3 separate regions of the Mus musculus genome follow, and all the other regions are linked to region 1. The links are chromatin loops, found by intact Hi-C in ENCODE. Cell type or tissue: left cerebral cortex. All regions are shown on one strand.

Region 1 (8,000 bases):
AGGGATGGGCTGAGTTAAAGGTGCTAGGAACACACGTATTATCTTGGTTTTTGTCTCCTCATAGCCATGTAGACTGCCCCAGAACGTCACTTTTGAGTTATGAGAGAAATGAGCTCATTAATCATCATTACACTTTCTGTTAAGTGGATATGTTGGCTGGGAATACTTCTGCCTGAGCCGAATAGACCACAGCTTCAGGTATAGAACCCTAGACTTCATCAGCCGTACTATTGAAGAATGAAATGACCAGGGAGACGGAAGTAGAAGCCATGGCAGAAGAGTCAAGAAGGAGAAGAGAAGCCAGAGATTAAGAACAACATCTGTGCGGTAGAACCTTCTGAACCCTTGAGACGCTTAGAGCTTTGGCCTCTGTCATTTGGCTCTTGAGCCTTTCAATCGTTTACTTCAGTGTGCTCAGAAACCTTTTGTTTTCCACCTGTAAGAACCCAGGCAAGATATTTTCCATTATTTCTAAGCTTTGGGCATTTCAACACATTAGCATCTACAAAGTTCACATATGAGAGTCATATAACAGAATTACAAAAGAAAAAAAAAATGGAAAAAACCCATAATGCATAAGTAAGTTTATAATGCTTGGTTGGATCTTATTCATAATAATCTGATGACTCATGTGGTCCACACGTCTCAGGTTGGATATACCTAGAACCAAACAGGAAGCATTCGTGTCTGCTTTGCAAGCAGTCCTAAAGGAAGTTTATGAGATCTGCCTGTCACTACACATGTAAATAGTGTCACAAATTCCTCCCTTGATTTAAGATTCTGCTCTTTCTACTTTTTACTCTTCCTAAATACATTGTTTTCGACTGTTATTAACGTGACATCAAGTAGCCACAAACATACACCACCCTCAAAGCTTTGATCTGGAAACCAGAGCATTGCTAAATCTATGCATCATCACAAAGGGTACTTAATACAATGGTTTCAGGATGTGGCCTTCCTATAAACTGCAGTCATTGCTAGATGAACTGAACTTCCTAGTAAGTGAGGCCAGTGTGCCTGACCTAAATATGACTCTGGAGAATAAAACCCTAAAATAACAGAAGGAAAGCGGTCCACAGAGACTGTGGGAGGTGTCATGGAGGAGACTACAGCAGGAATTTAAATTTGAGAGGAAGTAACAGTGATTCTGGCTAAGGCACATTTCTAAAACATTTAAGTTGAGGCGACATTTCCTAGTTGAAAGGAAGCATAAACACGAATGTGTGCTTAGCAGATAAACATTTAAATTACTTTTGACATATAGCTAAAGGAGACAACAAAAACAAAGGAAGGCTCTGCTGTTATATCTATGGCTACTCTGAAACCCTCCCAGAGTCACTCCATCCCATGGAGAGGAAAGAAACATATCTGCCTTTCTAATGAAGCCAAGGCTTGGGACAAGGTTCACAGGAATGGAAATTCAAGTGAAGGACAGTGAGATCCAAATGAGGGGACTTGTTGATCCCATGAGTAGGCTGTTCACACTGGAAAGGTATTTACAGTCTATATCCAAAGCTATATACAGCACTTAATATGCCTTTGTAGGAATTGGAAATTAGTCCTATCTTCCTCTTGATCAAACACTGTCTTTTCCCAACTTATTCAGCCTGTAACATAACAGCATGAATACTGGGTTTCATCTCTCATTTGAGAAACTCTTTGCCACCCAAGTACCAAATCGATTTTAGTTTGTATGTTTCACTGACTATCAAAATGCTATCTCCTTTGACCTGTGATCTACACTCTTCAAAATCATCTTATAGGTCACAGGGACCTTGACATATTGAGCATAAACAAAAAGTTTATCTTTCCCAAATAGTTTTAACATTTTTTAGAAGTTTCTAGAAATAATCTTCAACTATGTGTTCTCATAGATGAACAGGATACTTTGGTTGCTCTGGAGATTTGAATTGCTCCTAAAATTGAACCGTATGATTTTGTGCTGTGAGGGAAAGGTCTCAGGTTTATCTTTGCGGGCTCAAACCAAGTACAAGTCAGTTGTACTTATGTACTAGAGCCTCAATAAGAATCTGTATTATATAGCATAGGTGAAGTATATCTTCTGGATATTTTGCTGACAGTATACTGTGTTCATTGCTGTGTTTGAATGTGCGGAGGCCATACTTTCTACGTCTCCATAGTCAAGAGCAACTGGAAGCCTTATATTAGGGGTTTACTTAAGCTCTGCTCTGTAGATCCTCTGCTCTCTCCTGTTCTAGATTTGAATACTCACTCTGTAGCCATAATGAATACTAACATAATGCATGCCCTGTAGCTTTGAAGAGTATGGATGTAACATATACTTATTAGCTCCCATAAATATTTAGCTGTGACTTCATCACTCCTCAGCAATTCCACCTTTCTATTTATCAAATTAGATAAATTTTTGTCTTATAGACCCTTCCTAAAATTACAAATAGTATTTGAGATAACTTTACGTTTTATTCCCTGTAAGTTTCAGATGTTTTCACTTGAACTTGGCATCACTACCTCTTTTATTTACTCTAATCCTGCTCTTTCTCGCCTTGCCTAACACTTAATGTTGTTAACTATCATACCTTTAGAATTATATATGTGTTCTTTATGGGGGTGGTTAATGCTATTTTCAATAGTATGTAAACCCACCAGAAATATAATGGCTCATATACAGCTAGTTATGCCACACCTTTATTTTTTACCTGCTCTAATCTGTTGGTGTCCCTTAAGTTATCAGTAGCTAATATTACCATATGGTAATGGTGTAAATGGTTTGACAATTATATGTGTCAATTTCTGATTATCTCCTAATCTTATAGTACATATTGGTAATTCCCCAATGTTTCAATCCTTAAATAGATATTATTATAAAACAAGCGACCCACAAAAAGCACTTCTGGGGCTTCCACATCTAACAGCTCACCCTTAAGAGGGATGTCCTGAAGATCAGTGCTTTAGCTAATGTAATATTCTGTTTGCTCTGTTTGAAGCTAGGACAATATCTTCAGAAAAGCATAACAACAAATAAAGTAGTTTAAGAACCTATTATGGAAAAGGCACTTTTGAAGAAATTTGCATGCAATTTCATTCAAGCTTCATAACAAAGTCATATATATTTTTAGGTATAATATTTTGATATGAGGATGGATTCCAAGTGATTGGGTTCAAGAACCCAGTTGCCATACTGTGCATTTTCAAATTGCGTTAAGTAGCCTGTGAAAATGTGGCTACTCTTACTTAACTCCATGTTGCAGAATTTCCATTTTTCTGTAGGGAATGTGAGAGGTATGGTATTCAACTGCCTCCTTAGCTCTCATCCCTGTATTGTTGTTTTTCTCTCCTATATATTCTACATCCTTCCAATTCCCTTGCCTCAAGTGCCACCTGCTCTCCTGAAAAATGCAATGTGGCATTTGCCATTTATATTGCTATGCTCAGCGGTGTCCTGGAAAACAAATATAAAATGACAGCTCCAATCCACACTATCTCTGGGTTTCACACTTATGCTTCCCTTTGCAAATCTGGGGAAAATTCAGAATTCCGGTGAGAAAAGTTGTTGATAAAAATTGTTGCTTCCATTTTCTGGCCTTTAGAAGAAACTTGAAGGACCTATCTTTATAATAACCAGAGAACTCCAAAAGCAAATTTAAGCAAGCACATATCCCCCCAGAGAGAAAAGAGAGTATTATGCTTCCTCTATCATCATTATTATCACTGAATAGTGTTTGTTGAGTTTCCAGACATAAAAGGCAGGGGGCTGGATAAATTGGCATCTTTTCTGCCTCCCAAGAGCTTATAGTTTAAATAGAAACAGAGTGTAAAAGACAAACATATACAAGGTCAGGCTGAGACCAACAGTAACACATTAACATATTCATTAAAATAGATCTCATTACAATTCAACAATGGGAGGCAGCGCCATAATGTACTAAACTAGGAGTCAGGAGATTCTGCTGCTCGCTGAGGGGATGGCTTTGGGGAAAGCATCTAAACATCCTTATGGTTAAAATGCTTGAAAAATCATGGAGAAGGCAGTTTGGGAAGATCAGCCAAACACAAAATGTAGAGGCAGGAAAACCGTACAATTTCTGGAACTATAATCAAGTGATCCACGGTTTATAGCTCAATTCATTGTGTTTTGTAAACTAAAGGACTTTAAAGTTGCTTCAAGATTTGGAAGGGGGCATAGAAGATGTCTCAGTCATTACAGCACAGACAAGCAAGACATCTTGAGGTCAGGTACCACCACCCATCTGAGTGCTGACCGGGCACTGGACTGATTTTGATAATAGAAATACACGCAAGCATTATTATGAGAAGGTGCATAATTGGATGTAGATGGACGTACCTGGACTTACATGCAATCTGAGTGACTGTTTCAGCAGGATGAGGAAGCCCATGAGGAGGAGAAAAGCCGCAATATCCTCATCCTAATAGTGAAAGGCTTTGCTTACTTTGCAAAAGAAAATCGAACCAGTATTGCACCACATGCTCCAATTCTCAGCAGTCACTTTCCAGTTGGCATATGAAAGTCAGCATCAGCAAGACTCTTCTTCTCATGAACATTGAGCTAAGAGATTCTCTGATGAGAAGTAGAGAACACAAGTCCCCTGGGTTAGTAGCTGCACCAACTGACATTTCATCTTCCACTGGAGCTCATTAAGCTATGGTTTTCTTCATTCTCCATGAACAACTCTGGTCTTAGAAACTCTGTCTGCTGAGTTGTGGAGCTTGAGAGCTGTATGCTAATTTGCACGTCTCTTCAACAGGAGTCTCTTTTCCTTTGAAAATTATAGAAGAAAAGTTTGTGCCAATAATGCTAGGAATTTACACATGCAGATCCCTCTATGGTGATGGCTATTAGAGACATATTAAAAGCAATTCAAATGAGCATTGCCAAAAAATATATCAAAATCAAGTTTGATATGGACTAGCAAGGGAGTATAGCATCCTGTGACAAGAATAATCACAGAGATTTAATGGATGTTCACTTGTTACATTCTAAACACTGAAATGGATATTTCTGAGCTACAATTCAATTAAACTTTCATTAAATAGATATTTCCACAGTTTATCAGAGGATAAAAATGTTCACAGAGGTAGAAAGTTATAGGAATCTTCCCGTTCCAAATCTAGGTGCACCCAGCGTCATTCATTACATAATAAGATCTTGGGAAAATTACATATTAAATTCACCATGTTCTCTTCTGCTTCAGGAGCAAAGATTCTGTTTCACCATTTCTCCTCAATGATAAAGAGACAGGATATAAGGATTAGAAAATATATCTTATCAAATTTTCTAAAAATCATATTTTAATAGGTAGATATTACTGTTACTACATATATATATTTTTATTAAAACACGAGAAAAGTCACAACAACAGCAACTGGCACAAGTATTTAAAGAATAAGACATTTTCAGTTAAATTCACAGACCTTAGGCTGGATAGACAAAATGTTCATAGAGGTAGAAGGATAAAGGAGTCCCATACCTATGAATCCTATGGCTAAGAGATGACTCAGCTATTAAAGGCTAGCCTCATAACCAAAAATATAAATTCACAACCTTTTTTTTAGGAAGACTAATCCAAGGACAAGTTTGTAATGATATCATGTAGACTTTATCAGGTATTTGACCATCAATAAGAATTCAAATTTCTTTGGCAGTACTTTATTAAGATGACAAAATGTTTTATGATGGGTTTTAACCATAATTATTGAAAGATATTTTTAGTTTTAGCAACCATATAATCTAATTCTTATACTTCATTTACCAAGCATATAAGAATATTCATCGTACTTTTGTAACATGAATGACATATTTGTGACTACCATTGATTTAATCTATTAATGCATGTTAATAATTATAATAATTAATAAGTTCTTTCTTTATATAAAAATAGTTTTTGTGGCATACACATATATACAGGTATAAGTGTGTGTATGGTAATTATCAGTTACTGCTTTAGCGTCCATCAGCTCCCCCGGTGACTCCAAGGCTAGTTCTTACTTACGTAAACTTGGGGAAAACATTATTTCAGTACAGCTTCCTATATCTCTCATCTTTTTCTGGAAAGGACAGCATTAAATAGCCTAGGAAACATCAGGAAAAGCTAACTCAGAATCCAGCAAAGCTCAGAAAGCTGCTACTAAGAAACAATGTTCCTGAATCTAAGTTCATTCACTGTGTCCATCCCCTTTGTTGTGAGACTGGGAAGAAGGAAGACTTGGAAGCTCTTCTGTGTCTCACTACTGGAGTGCTTGCCCCTTCTATTTTCCATTTACATCATTTCAATCATTACTAACTCTAATATTTTTGTATTGAAAATATTTTTTTAAGTAGGTATAAGTGTTCCAGTCTTATCTTCCCTCTCTTTAAATTCTTGCATGTTGGTTTCCAACTTGGGTTTTGTTAGTTGTGTGGGGACTGGCCTCATATTTATTTTTCAGTTCCCAGATGTCAGAAATGGAGATAGGAGGGTAGTTTGTACACAGGGTAAGCAAGTCCTCCAAGAGGGAGCTGTTTAATGCCAATCTAGAGCCCATAGCAGACACTTAGAAGCACCTACCTTACTCAGCTTTTATACTCAGTTAATACCCACCTATTCTAATCACACATGAGGCATGGGCCAGACCCTTGGGAATTGCTCTTAGGAATCTGAATATTACCAGTGTTGTATCTGCTTCCTTAGCCTACCTGGTGACTTTGTCATAGAAATCACTATTGTGGTGCTTGCTAATATCCTTTAGGTACCCACCTCTTGATTGATTTAAGGGCTCTTATGCATGACTTCTTAAGCATGTCCCCTTATCTGTGTCAGAGCAAACTACATTACAACGACTTTTTACTTTTTGATTTTTAAAAGTGGGTAAATCCAGACTAGTAACTATATCTATGAGTGTAACTATCTTAAAAAACAGCGGCCATGTCAATACCACATGAAGCTCTGTAAGTTGGTTGGGGTTGAACATATTTATTTTATATCTAAAATACAGTTTTTTCCCACTGGGCAGTGGGAATCTCCATATTAGTTACTGTTCAAAGAATAAAAAACTTTAATATATTCTCTAATGGGAATGAACTTGATAGTTTAAATATATACACACAACTCAATTCAATATACTAAGAGGAGAAAAGTAAACACACAAACAAATCAAATTAAGCAAACCAAACCCCTTAATGGTTTTAGTGTCTCCAGTTGGTCTTAAGAATTTAGCTGAGATAAGATACATGTGGAAATGGGGCTGGGGTTTACAGGGGTTATAGCTACACTGGCAGAATGTTTCTACAAAATGGATGAAGTCCTGAGTTTGAACCTCAACACCACATAAATCAAGCAGTGTCTGTCTGTTAACCCAGATGGCAGAAATGGAGTTAGAAAGTCATAATTTCAAGGTCATTATCATCAACATAACAAGATAGAGGCCATTATGGGATTCATGAGATCCTAGTATGGCAGGTAGACACATGCAAAAGACACATGCAAAAGACACATTTAAATAGGTCATTAGAATTTTATGTAAACATGTTACTTAGTGTTTCTATTGCTATGAAGTAACACCATCACTATAGTAATTCTTATAAAGGAAAATATTTATTTGGGCTGGCTTACAGTTCATAGGTTTAGTCTGTTTTATCATGGCTAAAATCATGACAGGATGCAGGCAAGCATAATGCTTTAAAAGGAGCTGAGATTTCTACATCTTGATCTGAGACCTCAAAGTACATGCCCATGGTGACACACTTCCCCCAGAAAGACCACATCTACTCCAACAAATAAGGCTAAATTTTGTAATTGTTCCACTCTCTATGGGCTTATGGGAGCCATTTTTTTTTTTTTTTTTGCAAACCATCACCATAAAAGGAGATGAAAACCCTAAAGTGTCAACAGACCAGAAAGTTTGTGTTCCTTTTAAATGAAGACATTATCAATTTGTGAAGAAAATATTAGCCTCCAATATTCACCCTGGGAGCAGCACATCTGGAAAAGTTACTGTGAGATACAGAGGCAAAAACTGGTGGG
Region 2 (8,000 bases), 160 kb before region 1:
ATTGTATTCTATACTCTGGCTGCACTGAGATTGTGAGAGGAACATTACCATTTTTATGATGAGACAAACTCACTTTCTGCAAGAAACACATTCTCTTGCAGAAATTCTTGCAGAAATTGTTGAAAATTCTCTATCTTCCTTTCAAGCAAGGCATATTTTGGTGTGGTAAGTATCTTCTTTAAGACTATTAGCAGGTCATATAATAAGTGACTTTGAATGTTACAGATTAACAAAGAAATTGAGAAGGTACTTTCTACATATGATATTTTTATTTATATCATTGAAAAGTTACTAATTCTTTGTTTATGTTTGTCCATGTGTAGACTGTCACAGTATCAGGTAGCTGGAAGGAATTTTTAAAGATGGGAAACATAGGTTTTTTTAATTAGGTATTTTCTTAATTTACATTTCAAATGCTATCCCAAAAGTCCCCCATACCCTCCCCCCCACTCCCCTACCCACCCACTCCCACTTCTTGGCCCTGGCATTCCCCTGTACTGAGGCATATAAAGTTTGCAAGACCAAGGGGCCTCTCTTCCCAATGATGGCCAACTAGTCCAATGAGATTATAGTGTTCCTATGGACTTCACTTAGACAGTGGTGCCATTTCTGTGATTGCCTATGTAGTCATGTGACTGGTTAGTGGTTATCCAAGGACAGATCTCTGCTGTGGACAGACATGATCTTCCTATTACACTCACAGCTAATGAAATATATTCTGGATTTTGCATAGTCATGTTGCCCTGAGATTACTTCAGTGAAGTTGCCATTGGCATGGTGAGAAAAATCTGTTCCTGAGTCTGGGGAGGTCTACAGACCTGTGAATGTGTCCATCTTTGCTGAGAAGGATGTCTGTGTAAGAAAGCTGACTTAAGACAGTTCTCTGGCTGTACTTAGATGGCTCGAATCTTTCCAATTTCTTACTTGTAGTTTTCAAAAATAAGTGTAAAATGTGCTGGGAATGAAATATCCTGAAATAGGGAAGATCTGGCTGGAATAGTTTAGGCTCTATTCCAGTCTGTCCTACAGCTAGTGTCCTTCACCATTTTTAGACCAGTGTGTCATGCTTTTCCCTAGTTAGTTTAAAACTCATGTGGGCTGCTTTTAGGGGAACCTCAGCTGCAGGAGGATTCAGATGACTTCAGTGAGCCCATAGGAATCTTTCTGGCAGCTTGGGTGACAAGCTTGCCCAGTTTCCTAATATTGTCACTAGTTGCCTACTTGGAAGGAATAAGTCTAGATGCTGTGCATGTCTTGTTTCATTTGATCCAGGCATGTGAGTGAACCCACTTCATAAATCAATGACTGTTTAGCAATACTGAATTCACCAAGCTTATCAAATTTGGAATGTGTATGTGCTTTTTGTTAAGCTCTCATTTCTGTGCCCCACTTTATTCATGCGATTAATTCTTTCACATCTAATGGGAACCTTCTTTCCCCAAAGCTCATCCCGTTCAATTCTATCTGAGGATATTAACTTCTGATGCTCAGGATTAAACTTGCTTCTCATTAATTTTACTGTATTTAGCAAACCAACCTCTTCCTTGACTGCCCAGTGCCCAGGTGTTTAATCTACACCAATTATTTTTGTATATCTGAGGAGTGATTCACAGAGAAATATAATTCAGATTAGACATATGTTTATGTTCCTTTAAGGTCATGATGAAACAAAGCATTCTTTCTCTTTGTTGTAGCTAAGAAAACAGACATTCAGAATGTTTATTCCCATGAGAATCAACCAAGTAATTTTTTGCCTTCAGCAAGTTTTTAAAATGCTGCAATAAAATATTAATTCATAGCAGCTCTGTTAACAATTAAAGAAACAGGGACTATGAATTTGAGAGAGAGCAAAGGGTGTACATGAGGAGGGTTGGTGGTAGGAAAAAGAAGGCTTGGAATGATGCAATTATTGCTTCAGAAAATAAAGTATCAAAATATCGAGAAAATGCTGGCATTATTCCACTAACTAAAACCATGGACTTTACAGTATACCATAAGTTATACAATATCGTATATAATATATAAATAGCATATACTATATTAATATTTTTACATTTTCAATGTATGTTATTTAATGCAATCTTGTTATTTTTTTTAAAGTATATATTATTTTATTTCACATGTATGTGTGTTTTGCATACTTGTATATACTTGTACCCGGTACATGCCTGGTGTCTGTAGAAGATGGCAGAAAGAGCAGGATCCTCTGGAACTGGCATTAGGATGATTGTGAACTGTAACTGTATACCTGGGAACTGAATCTGGATTCTTTTTGAGAACAGCAAGCACTCCTATCTTGTGGACAGCCCCATAGCATCCTTTCTTCAATCAACATGGTAATGTCAGTTGTTAAGGTTATCACTATTAATTATCTTGTAAGTGTTGCATCCTTCAAGTTTCATTATATGAAGTTAATAAGAAAAATTAAGCATCTTATTTTTTAGTCTTTACTTGAAATTTATGCCTTGGAATATATACAAAACATAGACTAGACAAGCCTCTGCTTACTTAGATATTTTTACCTTAAGGTGCTCAGAGATGTTTCAGAAGGAAAGTTCACAGTATATATTTGAATTTTTAAACAATGTAATGAAATATGTAACTGTTTTCATTGGCTACCAGTTGTTACTTTAGAAAATGTTTTTGACATTTTATGAAATTATCAGAATTCTACCATATTTAATTCATTGTGAAACAACGCAACCTATTTTCAAGCTAATATTTGAAAGAAGAGAGGGAGAGCTGTATGTAACAAAACTATTCCAAGAGCTAAAGCAAAAAAAAAAATACATTATCTCTTGTTTTAGCTAGAACATTTCTTTACTTCTGGATTCCTTCTTAAATTCTTTCTACATTAAGTGGGTGGCGATGGGGATCACAAATTAAATGGAATTCTTATCTGTTGTGAAATGTGGTCATTGTAGTTGTTGATATACAACGAGAGAAATTTATCTTAGCATTATGTGTCTGCTACTTCCAAGAAGTTATTACTGAGAATGCAACACACTTGAAAACTGTTGGGCTGGAATATGATTGGCATGGCCTATTAGGTTTATTTTGATGGAAGCCCAAAGAAGTGTATAATTGTTGAACTTTGGCTTGCTTATAATTTAGCAACAATAATGACAAATGAAAAATGCTTTAAAGTAACTGATTAAGCAGTGATGGCAATCCAGTGAATGTCAAATGTAATTCTGTTCTGGTCCACCGAGGACCTATCATGGAGAAAACAGTGTTTATTCTGGGAAGAGACAATTTGAGTCATGATTTGATGTAGAAATCTTCTGCTGAGCTTGACAAATAGGGAAGTTGGATGCTTCAACCCTATTGATGCTATTGTTGGAGAGGATTTATGATCTTCATTATGTTTTCCTTTAATCAGTCTTACCCCAGTAGTGTGTGGTTTTTAGCCCAAAATGTGCTTTTGGTAAATGATCTATAAAGAATGTATACTGAGATCAGTTCATTCTTTTCTGAGGATAGATCCAGAAGATTTGAGGCAAAAAGAAGAGAGTCTCCTTGAGCCAATGACATATTACAAAGTTTCACTGAGATGAAAGAATTGTAGAAAGGATGAGACAGCTTGCTGGGTTCTCAAGTTGAGTAACAGATGGAAACATGTCTTTCTGTTTCACTGGAAGAGTCTGTTCTAGGGGTATGTAGAGTTATATATTTGGGGAACTGGATGTAAGAAAAGTTCTACTCTGGCCTTTCTGCCAGGATAAGCTAAGGTGTGCTTCTTATACATCTTAGCTCATGCAATAAATACAGTTACAGTGTATGCTTACACCATGCTGTTTTACACTCTGTGTCATGCAGAGTCGAACTTTGGATTTTTAATTTCTCAGCACTATTCATTCTTAACTTTAGCTGATGTGGGGAATCACTAAATGTATATTCATCAAAAGGTCCTTGGGATGGAGAGATCATTAAACAGTTAAGAGAGTTGTGCTATCAGAGAACTGAAATTTGGATTCTAGCACACATGTCAGGCATCCCATAAATGCCTACAATGCTTGCTTCAAGGAAGCTCGCTCCTAGTTTTCCCTGCATGAGAAGCTGCCCCACACCCACACTAAATCTAAAAACATAAAATAAATTTTTAAAAAACAAAAGTGAAATCAGATTCATGGCTCAAATAAAATAGCAGGAATATCCAGCCCTTGTTGACAGATTTAAAGAATACTGCTTCCATGCAAGAGTCATGCATACATCTAGCACATAATCTCAAAATGTACTTTCAATAAAAGGACTAGAAGGCATGATGTAGGTACTGCTTACCTGAGAAACAGTTGCAAATGCATTATTCTTTGGCTTTTTAATGTAGCCTCTTCTTTATCCCAGCTCATATGTAGCTAGCAAGTGTATGTATCAGCGGGGATGTCCTGGTTGTTTATAACTGTTCAGTAAATGATGGAGATGCTAATCCCACACTCGTTATTAAGTATTTCAGAGAGCAGTTTTACCTTCTTCTCTTTCTTATGCATGTAAGATGTGTTTACCTTCATCTTACCGTATGCAGGTGGCACTGCTGCTGAACGATTTGTAGTGGTTCAGACGAGGTGATATTGAGCATAGGCCTGGGCTCTGGAGGGTTTTCAAAGCTATAGTATAAATTTAAAACTATACCATGGTCTAGAGAGATAACTCAGCCGTTAAGAGCACTGATCACTCTTCCAGAATACTCAGGTTCAATGTCCAGAACACACATCATGAATTACAACCATCTTAAACTCGAACTCCATCAGGATCCAATGACCTCTTCTAGCCTCCAGAAGCACCAGGCATACATACGGTACACAGACATACATATAGGAAAAACTCACATACACATAGGGTAAAATAATAATGAAATAACCTGGAAGTATCACTGGGCCTCACACCTTGTTAACCAGGGGTCTCACACAAGTGATATTTGGGGGCTCATCTTCTTGTCTTGAACTTGACTTTCTTTCTCCATGCTAACCCATTCCCAGAGTAGAGATCTCCTTTCATCAGTTAGTGACAAACAGAAAAATAAAGGAAAATAAAAACTCTTTGCGGTTTTGTCTCAGGCCAAAAAGAAATGTGTCCTTTTATATATCCTTATGAGACCTTGGGATCTTATTTTCCCTTATTTAAATGGTCCTGATGGTAGCTGACAGCAGTTCATCCACATTCACATTGGCTTAGAATTTTGCGTGGTGGAGAGGGATATTGAAACAAACAGGATTTTCCTACAAGTTGGTTACATTCTATGTACACAGACATGAATCAAACTACCCAAGCTTGATATAGATTCCCCTCCTCTCTGGCTACACAGGCTCTTACTGAAATTCCTGAGAAGCCTATAATACTCATAACTAACTGGTTGGGAGTCATAGAGAGAAATGATTCATTGGAAATACATATCAGAGCACTGTTGCTGAAGGGTATCAGGGTCAGCATCAAGGGGTTCCAAATTCATCCGAAAGACCTTATCCCCACCTTTAGGCAAACAATCATCCTTAATATACACATACGCACACACACACACATACACATGCACACTGTGCTTAGGCCCTTGATAGTTTTGAAGGACCTGGGAATGAAGATATGTGGTAAATAGCTTTGGGCTAGTATTCCACCTTCCAGATGACTCAATGTATACCTGGCACAGAGAGCCTAGTCTAGCAGGGTCTAAGTTCAATGAATCCCAGAGCAATGGACACTTTGATGTTTTGCCTTTCTCATGTAGGGTTCACTGGAGTCACCTCTCATTTTCTCCATTTTTGATTTCACTATTTGTAAATGCTCACAAAGAAGATGGGTAAATAGAACTCACCTCCTACTTTTGGGGCTGACCATTCCAAACAGTCCATATGCTAAAGGATTAAAAAATCATTGAATGGTACCCCAAAGTAAGCATGTTAGGGGTAGTCTGCATTTATGAGAAAAGGCATATTGGAGGTCAGTAGGTCATTGGGTTTTGCTCTTAAAGGAGGTTATTTCCATCTAGCCCCTTCTTCTCTGTTATTTATTTCCTATTCATGGTGGGGGTAAGCCATTTCTTTACTGCATTCCATTGCCTTGCTGGCTGCTGGCTTAAGATTCCCCAGATCTGTCCAATATTGGACTGAAAGCTCTAAGGCCATGAGTTACAAGTAAATCTTTACTCTTTATAAGTTAATTATCTCCCGTATTTTCTTAGAATAACAGAAAACCTATGATGTTACTATAGTGGGGAGAGGGAACTTGTAGAGCCCATCTACAGCAGAAAGACAGGGCATCAAGTGAAAATAAGGTTGCCATCCCACAGTCAAAACTCTGACCCAGACCTGTTCCTGTCTGAAGAACTCCAGGGATGGAAATAGAGAGGAGCCTGAGGAAAAGAAGGTCAAGCAACAGGCCCAACATGAGATCCAGCTCAAGGGGAGGTCCCAAGGCCTGACACTATTACTGAGGCTATGGAGTGCTTACAAAATGTGATCTATCATGACTACCCTCTGAAAGAACCAACAAGCAGCTGAAAGAGTCAGATACAAATATTTGTACCCAAACAGTGGACAAAAGCTGCTGACCCCTATGGTTGAATCAGGAAATAGCTGGAAGAAGGTGAGGAGGAGGGCGACCCTATAGCAGAACCTGCAAGTCTCAATTAACTTAGACCACTAAGAACTCTCAGATATTGAACCACCAACATACACCAACTGATATGAGGCCCCCAACATATATACAGCAGAGGACTGCCAGATCTGGGTTCAGTCAGAGAAGATGCACCTAACCCTCAAGAGACTAGAGACCCCAGGGAGTTTAGAGGTCTGGTGGGGTGGGAACATCCTTGTAAGGAGAGGAAGGCAGGGAGGTGTTATGCGATGTGGAACAGTCGGAGGGTGAACCGGGAGGGAATAAAATCTGGAGTTTAAAAATAAAGATTAAATAAAAAGAAGGAATATTTTTTTAAAAGTAAAGAAAAATCCTTCTTGTAATATAATTTCCAGGAAAGAAATTTAACATAACATTACTGAACCTGCATTGTCTTTCTCATAGATACTCATACACCTCGAATGAGCCCCCATACATTAGCATACAATATGATCAGATTTTAAATCACTTTTAAAAATTAGCTGTGAAAGCATGCATAAGTTGCTGAACCACTGTGTCACAATTGATCATGAATGATTGATTTATAACGATAGCATTTGTTATCTATTTTATGTGACTACCCTAGACATTTAGTTCAAATCATAATTTATGTAAATTGAAAGTTAACAAAGCAGAAAGCTCCCTCACGGTCTGTTTCTTGGTCCTAAACTATTGCTATTTTCATCTTTTGATCTTAGCTTACTAGCTCTCTCAATGCACTTCCAAGCGTGTATGAGGGAGCACAGATTGTAGTGGTTAACACTAATGGTCAGTTTGACGCCATCTAGAATCACCAGAGAAGAAAGTCTCAAGAAGAAGTTTTTCACATTGGCTTGGTCTGTGCCATGTCTGTAGGGAATTGTGTGACTTACACTGATTTTAGAAGACCCTCCCACTGAAGAAGGTAGCATTACCTGGGTAAGGAGGGGTTTCTTTACTGCATATGAAGAAATCCAGCTGAGCTCAGGCAAGTGAACTTTCATACAGTCATTTGTCTCTGCTAGTGTCTATATCTGTGATGTGAGTAGAGTTTTAAAGTTTCTGCATCAACACTAGACAGTAATAGTAATGATAGTCTATAACATGGAATTGTGACCTGATATAAAGTTCTTTTCTACAAAACAACAACAACAACAACAACAACAACAACAACAACAACCCATGATTTTTCTTAAGGTATCATAGAAACAGAAAACACACACACACTCAAATACAGGACTCATGTCCTATAGCATGTAATATACTTTTCAGCATATTGTACATGTTTTCTTCAGCCTGTCTATTTTTTTCTCATATAGTCCTAGCATCACCTAATTTTCACAGTTCCTGCAAGGTTCTGCATAGCTTAGCAATGTATTCACACATATCCCTGGTGTAACTGGTTCCTCAGTTATGAA
Region 3 (8,000 bases), 330 kb before region 1:
GGTCCTTAAGAGTAAATGAATAAGTCCCTTAAAGAAATATATGGAAACACAAACATCAGAAGGAAATAAATAAAATAATGGAGACTGGAAAGCAGAAATAGTATCAATAAAGAATATCCACACTGAAGGAAATCTGGAAATGAAAGGTTTAAGAATAAAACATGAACTTTAGAGACAAGCCTCAGTCTCACCAACAGAATACAAGAAATGTAAGAGAAAATCTCAGGCATTGAAGGCACAATAGTAGAAATGGATATCTCGGTGGGGGTTGGGGGGAGTAGAAGAAAAAAAATTGCTAAATATAAAATAATTCTTATAAAAAACACCCACAATATATGGGACACTTTGAAAAGACAAGATCTAAGGATAATAGGAATAGAGGAAGGAGAAAATAACCTAGTTCAAAGGCATAGAAAATACTTCCAACACACCATAGAAGAAAATTTACCTAACCTCACATAGTAGCTGCCTATCATCTACAAAAAGCACACAAAACACCAAGTAGTCTAGACCAGAAAATAAAATCCCCTCTGAACATAACACTAAGTGTACAGAATAAAGAAAGAATATTAAAAGCTACAAAGGAAGAAGGCCAAATAACAAGAAAGACACACCTATCAGAATAACACCTGACTTCTCAATGGAGCCTGTAAATGTCAGAAAGACCAGCTCAGATTTTTGTCCACACTATAAAGAACTACCAATCCCACACCAATATACTATACCTAAGAAAACCTTTAATCATATTAATGGGTATGGAGGTTTAAATAAGCTTGGCTCATGGAAAATGGCACCATTAGGTGATGTGGCCTTTTTGGAATAGGTATGGCCTTGTTAGAGGAAGTTTGCCACTGTGTAGGTGGAATTTGAGGTCCTATGCTTAGGCTCTACCCTGTGCCAAAGAGATCCTTCTCCTGGCTGCCTTTGAAACAATCTTCTTCTGCTTGTTTTCAGAACAGCATGTAGAACTCTCAGCTCCTTCTCCAGTACCATGCCTGCCACGACACCGGCATGCTTCCTTCTTACATGATAATTGATTGCACTTCTGAGCCTATAAGCTAGCCCAAATTAAATGTACTTCATATAAGAGTTGCTTTGGTCATGGTATCTCTTCACAAGAATGGAAACCCTAAGACAATGGGAATATAAGATATTTCTTGATAAAACTAAGTTTAAGCAATACCCATCTACAGAAGGCACTAGAAGGTAGCTCTCAAGCTAAAACGTTTAACCACATCCATGAAAACACAAGAAATACATAATCAAATTGGAAGCATGCACACACACCACTCAAAGTACAATAACAGGAATCAATAAACACTGTTCATTGATATCTGTCAATATCACTGGTTTCAACTCCTCAAAAAGACACAGGGAAACAGGAAGAATGCAGAAGCTGGTTTCATCCTTCTGTTGAATCAAAAAAAATACATCTCTACATCAAATGAATCTAACCCTTACTTAGAGAACATTTCAGTCAAACAGGAAAGAATGTACCTTCTTCTTAGCACTTCATGGAACATTGTCAAAAATTGACCATATAACCAGATATACAAGAAACTTTAAATAACACCTTGTATTCTATCTTACCACCACAGATTAAAACTGTAAATCGTCAACAACAAAACCAACAGACATCCTGCAGGCTCTATGAAACTGAACAAATCATTCTGAATGAAAAAGAGTCAAGATTAAAAAAGAAAGAAAGAAAGAAAAACAAAAAAAGCAAATAAGAGACTTTTAGAGTGAATGAAAATGAATACACAAAATATCAAAATCTATGAGACACAATGAAGGTGATTGTATGAGGCAAGATCATAGCAGTAACTACTAACATTTAAAAAATAAATGAAGACATCTTGTACTACTCACTAAACAGTAACCTTTGAGCCATTAAAAGTGAAATTATAAAATTTACAGGGAAAAGAATGGAACAAGAAAAAATTATCCTGAGTATGTAATCCAGACTCAGAAAGACAAATAAGGTACATATTTAGTTAGATGTGGGTATTAATTCATTGATATCCAAACTACAGTCTGTAGAACCAGAGTTCAGGTATAGGTATATATACCTAGGTAAGGGAATAGAAAAAACAGACAGATTTTTCTAGGGACGCTAAATAGAGCAGAAAGATAGTTATGGATGAATGTGCTGTTTGTGTGTATGTGCATGTATGTATGCATGTGTGTGTGTGTGTGTGTGTGTGTGTGTGTGTGTGTGTGTGTGTGTTTAGAAGGGAGGTAGAAAGATAGAATCAACTGGAGAAGAGGATGCAGGGAGGAAATACAGAGGGACAGCTAAAATTAAGAACCCTTTGAGTGGTAGTATGAATACCTAGTACAATAGGCACTTCATAAACTATATACATATGTGAAGAATTTCTAAAAGAAATCACCAAATAATTGGAGAGACAGAGTCACAACTGGGCATATCTTTTCACCAAATGAAGATAATTGTTCTGGGATTGTGTTAAATCTTTTTGGTTTGTTAACCAAAGAGGTCTTATGAAAATTCAAATCTTGGCAAGAAAATAGGTTGTTTTGCACAGACTGAAGGCAAAGATCTGTTGCTGAAGACAATACCTACATAACTCATTAAATTTGGAGAAGTCAAACTTGTGTCTACAGACAATTTTCACCCTTAGTGAAAATTCCCTTGGTAGAGGAATGTGCTTTCCATGCCACTGAAAGAGAAAGGTGAACAACAATCAGCTATAAAACCTTCAGTCTACACTGGCACCCTGACTACAAGGTATATGCTATTACAACGGTGGCACAAAACCAACCAATATATGATTTTGCTTAAAGCTTACATCATGAAAAGGAACCATATCAGCTTGGCAGCTTGGATGACCCAGAACCTGATATTAGATACCCCAGAGACCAAGGGTAAAACCAACTAATACTAGTTTAGTGAAAGAATGTGGCAGTAAGACAGTTCCTAATGATATTCTGCTATGCTCATGAATCAGTTTCTGCTCAGTCATTATCATTAGAAATATCCTCACGAGGCAGAAGGAAATAAATATAGGGACTGACATACAGGTAGTATGCAGAGATGAAGAGATCTCTGAACACTCAACCCTAAATGTGATCATCAATTCTCTCTTCGTTCAAGGCTCAGGGAACTCTGCTGAAGATGTGGCAGAAAGAATATAAAGGAGAAGATGGAAGACACCATGGAATCAATGTCCTCCAGTCAACAAGACTGATGAATTCATAGAGATTGGGGCAGCATGAATAGGCCCTGAGCAGGTCTGAACCAGAGGTCTTAGAATTGAAAGAATTGGACACATGTCCTCATCATTTGCCCAGAAGCTATCTCCAATTGATAACTACTAGCAAGTAAAAATTTTGTTTTCTCCAAGAGAGTTTCACTGGGAATATAAACTATTCTTCAGAGTAGGCTACATGTCCAGTAGTAGATGCTCAACAGAAACAAACTCAGAGGAATTTTGGAGGTTTCTTGTCACATAAAGTCATATTGGACAGTTTTGAAAAATACTATGTATACATATGTATGTATATATGTATGTATAGAAAGTATATACAGATACATACAGATATGTGTATATATATATGTGTGTGTGTCTATATATGTATATTATATATATGCTTTCTCCTCTCTCTCTTTCTCTCTCTCTCCCTCTCTCTCTCTCTCTCTCTCTCTCTCTCTCTCTCTCTCTCTCTTTACCCTATAAGTTTTTTGCTTTTCTATTATGGCTTTTGCTTTTGTGTTTTTATGGGATTAATGAGTGAGTGACCAAGTCAGTCCCTGTGACTTGTTTCTTGTGACTTATTTCTTAGGTTCTTTTCTTTCTGTTTCTTTTGTCCTATTCCAGTGTGTTCCTCTTTGTTTTACCTTATTATATTCTAGTTTAATTTATTATTTTCCTTTAGAAGCCTGTTTACTTTCTAAGCAGACACGAGACGGGGTTGGAACCAAATGAGAGGGGATATGGGTGGAGCTAGAGGAGTCTAAATTAAAGATATAAAAATAAAAACATACAACCAGGTGTCTCAGGTGTGGTGGAATATACTTTTAATCTCAGCACTCAGGAGGTAGAGCTTGGTCTATACAGTGTGTTCCAGGCAAGCTAGGGCTGCATAGTGAGACCTTGTCTCAAAAAAAGGACACAATGAACAAACAAGTTCAGCATCCACAAGTGGGATAAGAAGCAGTCACCAGAAACATCAGGGATTAATCAAGAAAGCCATCCTGGCCAAGGATACTTGTGAGCCCACTTTGAGTCATGATGTGCTGTTAATATTAGAGGAATTATCTTGACTATCTAAAGATATATAGCTAATACTAATAACATATATATGCTAGAGATACTTTCAAAGACACTTATTCTCCTTTATGCTGTGAAGAGTACTTCATAATGCACAATAAAGTGAAAATGTTTAACCTTGTTACAAATTTGTGCATATAAAATATTTTTTCACAGTGGCTAGCAAGTATGCACTCAGTAAGATTTGTTTGTGTGGAATCCATCTGGGTCTGCATAAAATAGTGGCAGAACCTCACTGACACTACATCTCTAAGGATCGAGGGCGGCAACCATGACAACCTGCAACAGAATATTTTCCTTGAAATAACAAGCAGCTTTGGGAAACAGAACAGATGATGTTCATCCTGCCAGAACTCAATCCCCTGGAAGGTTTCTGGCCTGTCCTTGTACAGCATAGCCTGTGAATATGGGATCGATATTCTTGATAGGTTCTCCCATGGTCCTAGCAAAAACTCAAATCTTCTTTATAATGTCAATGGAATGTCAGAGTTCAGTTTATAAAGGAAGGGGTGTATTTATGTATAATTTAGCAGATTCACCATGAATAATGCATTAAAATTTTGAATAACACCACATCTTGAGGCTTTGTGAGTCTCCTGAGGTTAAAGGTTTTTTATCAATGTCTTTAGGAGGCACCAAAACTATATTTCATTTCATTCAATCCAGCCATTGTTCATTTTTCTTAAGATTCCTCATTTCCAGAAATGTCTGTATTTAGAACACCTTCCATTTTAATATATGTAGATGTTAGTCAGAAAACAGAAATGCCCCTGTACAATTTCAGGTAGTTTTGCTTCCCAGAGTGACCACAGCTAGGTAAGCAGCATATCTTTGCAGAAGCGACTGGAGCATGCCCATATATCTGTGTCTCTTACACCTGTGCAGACACCTGTACTCAGGAAACATATGGGTGTCTCAATCTCTATGCATTGCTGAGCAGTACTGCTTCACATGGAGAATTTGACTTCACAAGTGGCATCTTTGAGGATCTTATAATAGAGCTGGTAACATATTAACAATCTGTTAGCAGTCTGGACTGTCATGAGGAAGAACCCACGCACAATATGAGCCATCGTTTATTTTCGCTCACACTGAGAAAAGACAACATTTATTTTAATAAATTAAGACACAGAGGACAAAAATAAACAGGTCTCGATGCATGGAGTAGGTCATTGAGAGTCAGCACAATGTTGTTGCTTTGCAACAAAGACACAGGGCAGTTTAGGAAGAGGCAAGTTGATTTTCACTTTTACAAATATAAGCAAACTGTTTTCTTGGTCACTCTGCGAGGAAATCCTAAGTACTACACTAGTGTTTTTGTTTAAACCGTGGATGGTTGATGCTATTATTGACAGTCCACAGGGATATATTTTCAGAGAGATACTCAGTTAGAAGCATGCTCTTACTAGCTGCTAAACACTGAGAAATTTATAATCCCTTGTGGGGAGAGAAAAGTGTAGAGCTGCATATATACATGATTCTCGAAAGGCATTTTAAAAGGGAGATTGCTTAAAGTCAGTGTATTGGTGCAACAGTAAAAATTGTTCAATTCCTCTACATCGAACAATTCCCATTACCTGTCCTGTTGGTAGTTGGTATTATAAGGGAATGAAGTCCATAATATTATTATGATCAGTGCACAGTCATCTATGGGAGTGTATTTAGACTTAATTTTAAAAGAGGTTTGTGATTCTTTATCAGAGGAAACACATTTATTCATGTGAAGATGAGAGATGAAAGGGCTTTTATACCCATTGTGTTGAGGTAAGAATTGGTTATTTGGAGTGGTTTTGGCAAACCATGGTGATGTAATTTCTATAGAAGAGCCATCATAAATGGGAATATATTTCATACATTATGGCTCTTCTAAGACCTGGGACTAGAGTAAGGGTCCTCATTAGTACAGCAAGTTTGTACAACACTACTACCGCTGAACTCCAGAATATTTGCACAGGATAGGTCACTTTTTCCAATTTAGTTTCCTTTTGTCTCGAAAATTATCAGGTTATTTACTTATTTATGACTCTTTCTTCAGTAAAACCCTTTCCTCCTAAAATACCATTATCCTTCGCTCATATACCTTCAGTTCACTAGTCTTAGAATCAGCATTCTGCCTGACTGGGGAGAATCCCAAAGGAACAGGCAGATTTGGGAGAATTCATAAATCCTGAGAACAAGCACAGACTTTCTAAGACTACAACAAGAACTCGAGTTTAGAGTTAAAAAGAAGGCGTGTGAGACTTTTAAAAACGGTTTGCAGGCATCTGGCCCTGATTACTGAGCTTTGCAATTAGGATTGTTGGGAACTTCTGGCACGCCGACTCTTGCAGAGAGCTGTTGCGTGGAAGAAGTAAATTGACGTAAGAGGCCTGAGAACACTTGCTCCTTAAGCAAAGGAGGGATGAGAATCTGGGAATATATCAGCATATATCAAAGATGATTATGGAGGTCAGCAGAAAAGTTGTAGAGTCAGAGGACAGGGAGGAATGCTACAAAATGTCTTCTAGACATGGGCTAGAGAGTACAGGAATCCACAGCAGCTGTGGTTGCCTGCAAAAGAACTACACAAAATCAAACCTGTCAACACTCCAGGAAGGATAAGGGAGGCTTTCAAGAACACTGGCTGAGGAGCTAGTTTCTGGAAGAGGAAGACTGGGTTTTCCTCAAGGGTGAGGCCAGTTGACTGAATGTGCTCCATTGGAAAACTTCCCATCTGTACACATTTGGGTAACACTCATTTTGGCCTCAGTTGGAAAAAACGCATGTGTGTATGTGGATATATGTATGCGTATGCATATATGTATATGTATATAGTAAGAAATTAGGATGGAAACACTAGCGATCCAGTAGGAATTGGAGAGTAGGAGTGAGGAGATAGTCAAAAATCATTGTACACATGAGTGGTATTTTAAGAAGCAGTACATATATGGTGTATGTGTGTTTCTATGTGTAAGTATGTGTATAATTGAGAGAAATTCTTACACTTAAGATGACAAAAGAGTTTAAAAATCCTTGAAACTTTCACCTACAGTGAGCTGTTGACCTGCTAGTTTTGACTTTGTTGAAGAGGCTTGTTTACGGAGCTTTCTCTTGCACACTAGTTTTAATGTATGATATTTGCTTCTTTCTAAAAAAAGAAAAAATGACATGGCAGTAAATTTAATTCCCATGGCACACACACCAGACTAAGTGCTTGTTTTTAAATAAACCATTATACAGAAATTTGCATTAAAGACTTTTTTTGACCCTTTTCCAATTAATCATGAAAATAAATTGTGCTGATCAAGCGTTCTAGGTAATGTGTAGATTTTTGGATTGGACAAAGTGATTAATTTTCTGAAACTATAGTTAATCTTCTGGAGATAAACTGAAAAGATAATGATTTCAGTTGGCAAGAACAGATGCTCATTTATCTTCTTGTCAACATCCAATAAAAAAGGCTTTGAGAGACCATAGAAACCTAGCCTCTTGAATAAATGTGGTCAGGTGTCATAGGATTTTATTTTTAAACAATGACAATTCAATACAATGAACCACATTCTTACACACCCACAAAAACTTTTTCCTAAGAAATACTGCTCACTTAGAATTCCCATGTTTATAATGCCTTTCCTACCTAGATTAATATTTGGGCATGCTCATTTGAATATGTGAGCTTTTTAAAACCACTAAGGTAATTTCCTGAGAAATCATTTTACTAAAATT

Evidence for each region. Hi-C counts contacts between places; a loop is a spot of excess contacts. Peaks named below come from ENCODE experiments on the same cell type or tissue, not always from the same donor. Only the 100,000 strongest peaks of a DNase experiment are listed, where the experiment ranks them.
Region 2: it touches region 1 in a loop (9-fold over the local background); 2 of 42 quality-filtered maps call a loop at or near these places.
Region 3: a loop joins it to region 1, with 27 times the contacts of the local background. A loop is called at or near these places in 2 of 42 quality-filtered maps.

What each region holds. Positions count from the first base shown.
Region 1 is chr11:41,814,810-41,822,809 of GRCm38, forward strand. All of the region lies in intron 3 of A230004M16Rik (a long non-coding RNA gene), which reads left to right. Among named protein-coding and RNA genes, the nearest start is that of A230004M16Rik, 110 kb to the left of the region's middle. In left cerebral cortex, no CTCF peak of the experiment used is centred here; DNase peaks (open chromatin) are centred at 1,106 and 3,433; H3K27ac peaks cover 1,042 bases.
Region 2 is chr11:41,651,729-41,659,728 of GRCm38, forward strand. No RefSeq gene overlaps it. Among named protein-coding and RNA genes, the nearest start is that of A230004M16Rik, 55 kb to the right of the region's middle. In left cerebral cortex, no CTCF peak of the experiment used is centred here; DNase peaks (open chromatin) are centred at 1,049 and 3,666; H3K27ac peaks cover 1,189 bases.
Region 3 is chr11:41,486,894-41,494,893 of GRCm38, forward strand. No RefSeq gene overlaps it. Among named protein-coding and RNA genes, the nearest start is that of A230004M16Rik, 220 kb to the right of the region's middle. In left cerebral cortex, no CTCF peak of the experiment used is centred here; DNase peaks (open chromatin) are centred at 4,564, 5,305, 6,582 and 6,862; H3K27ac peaks cover 3,316 bases.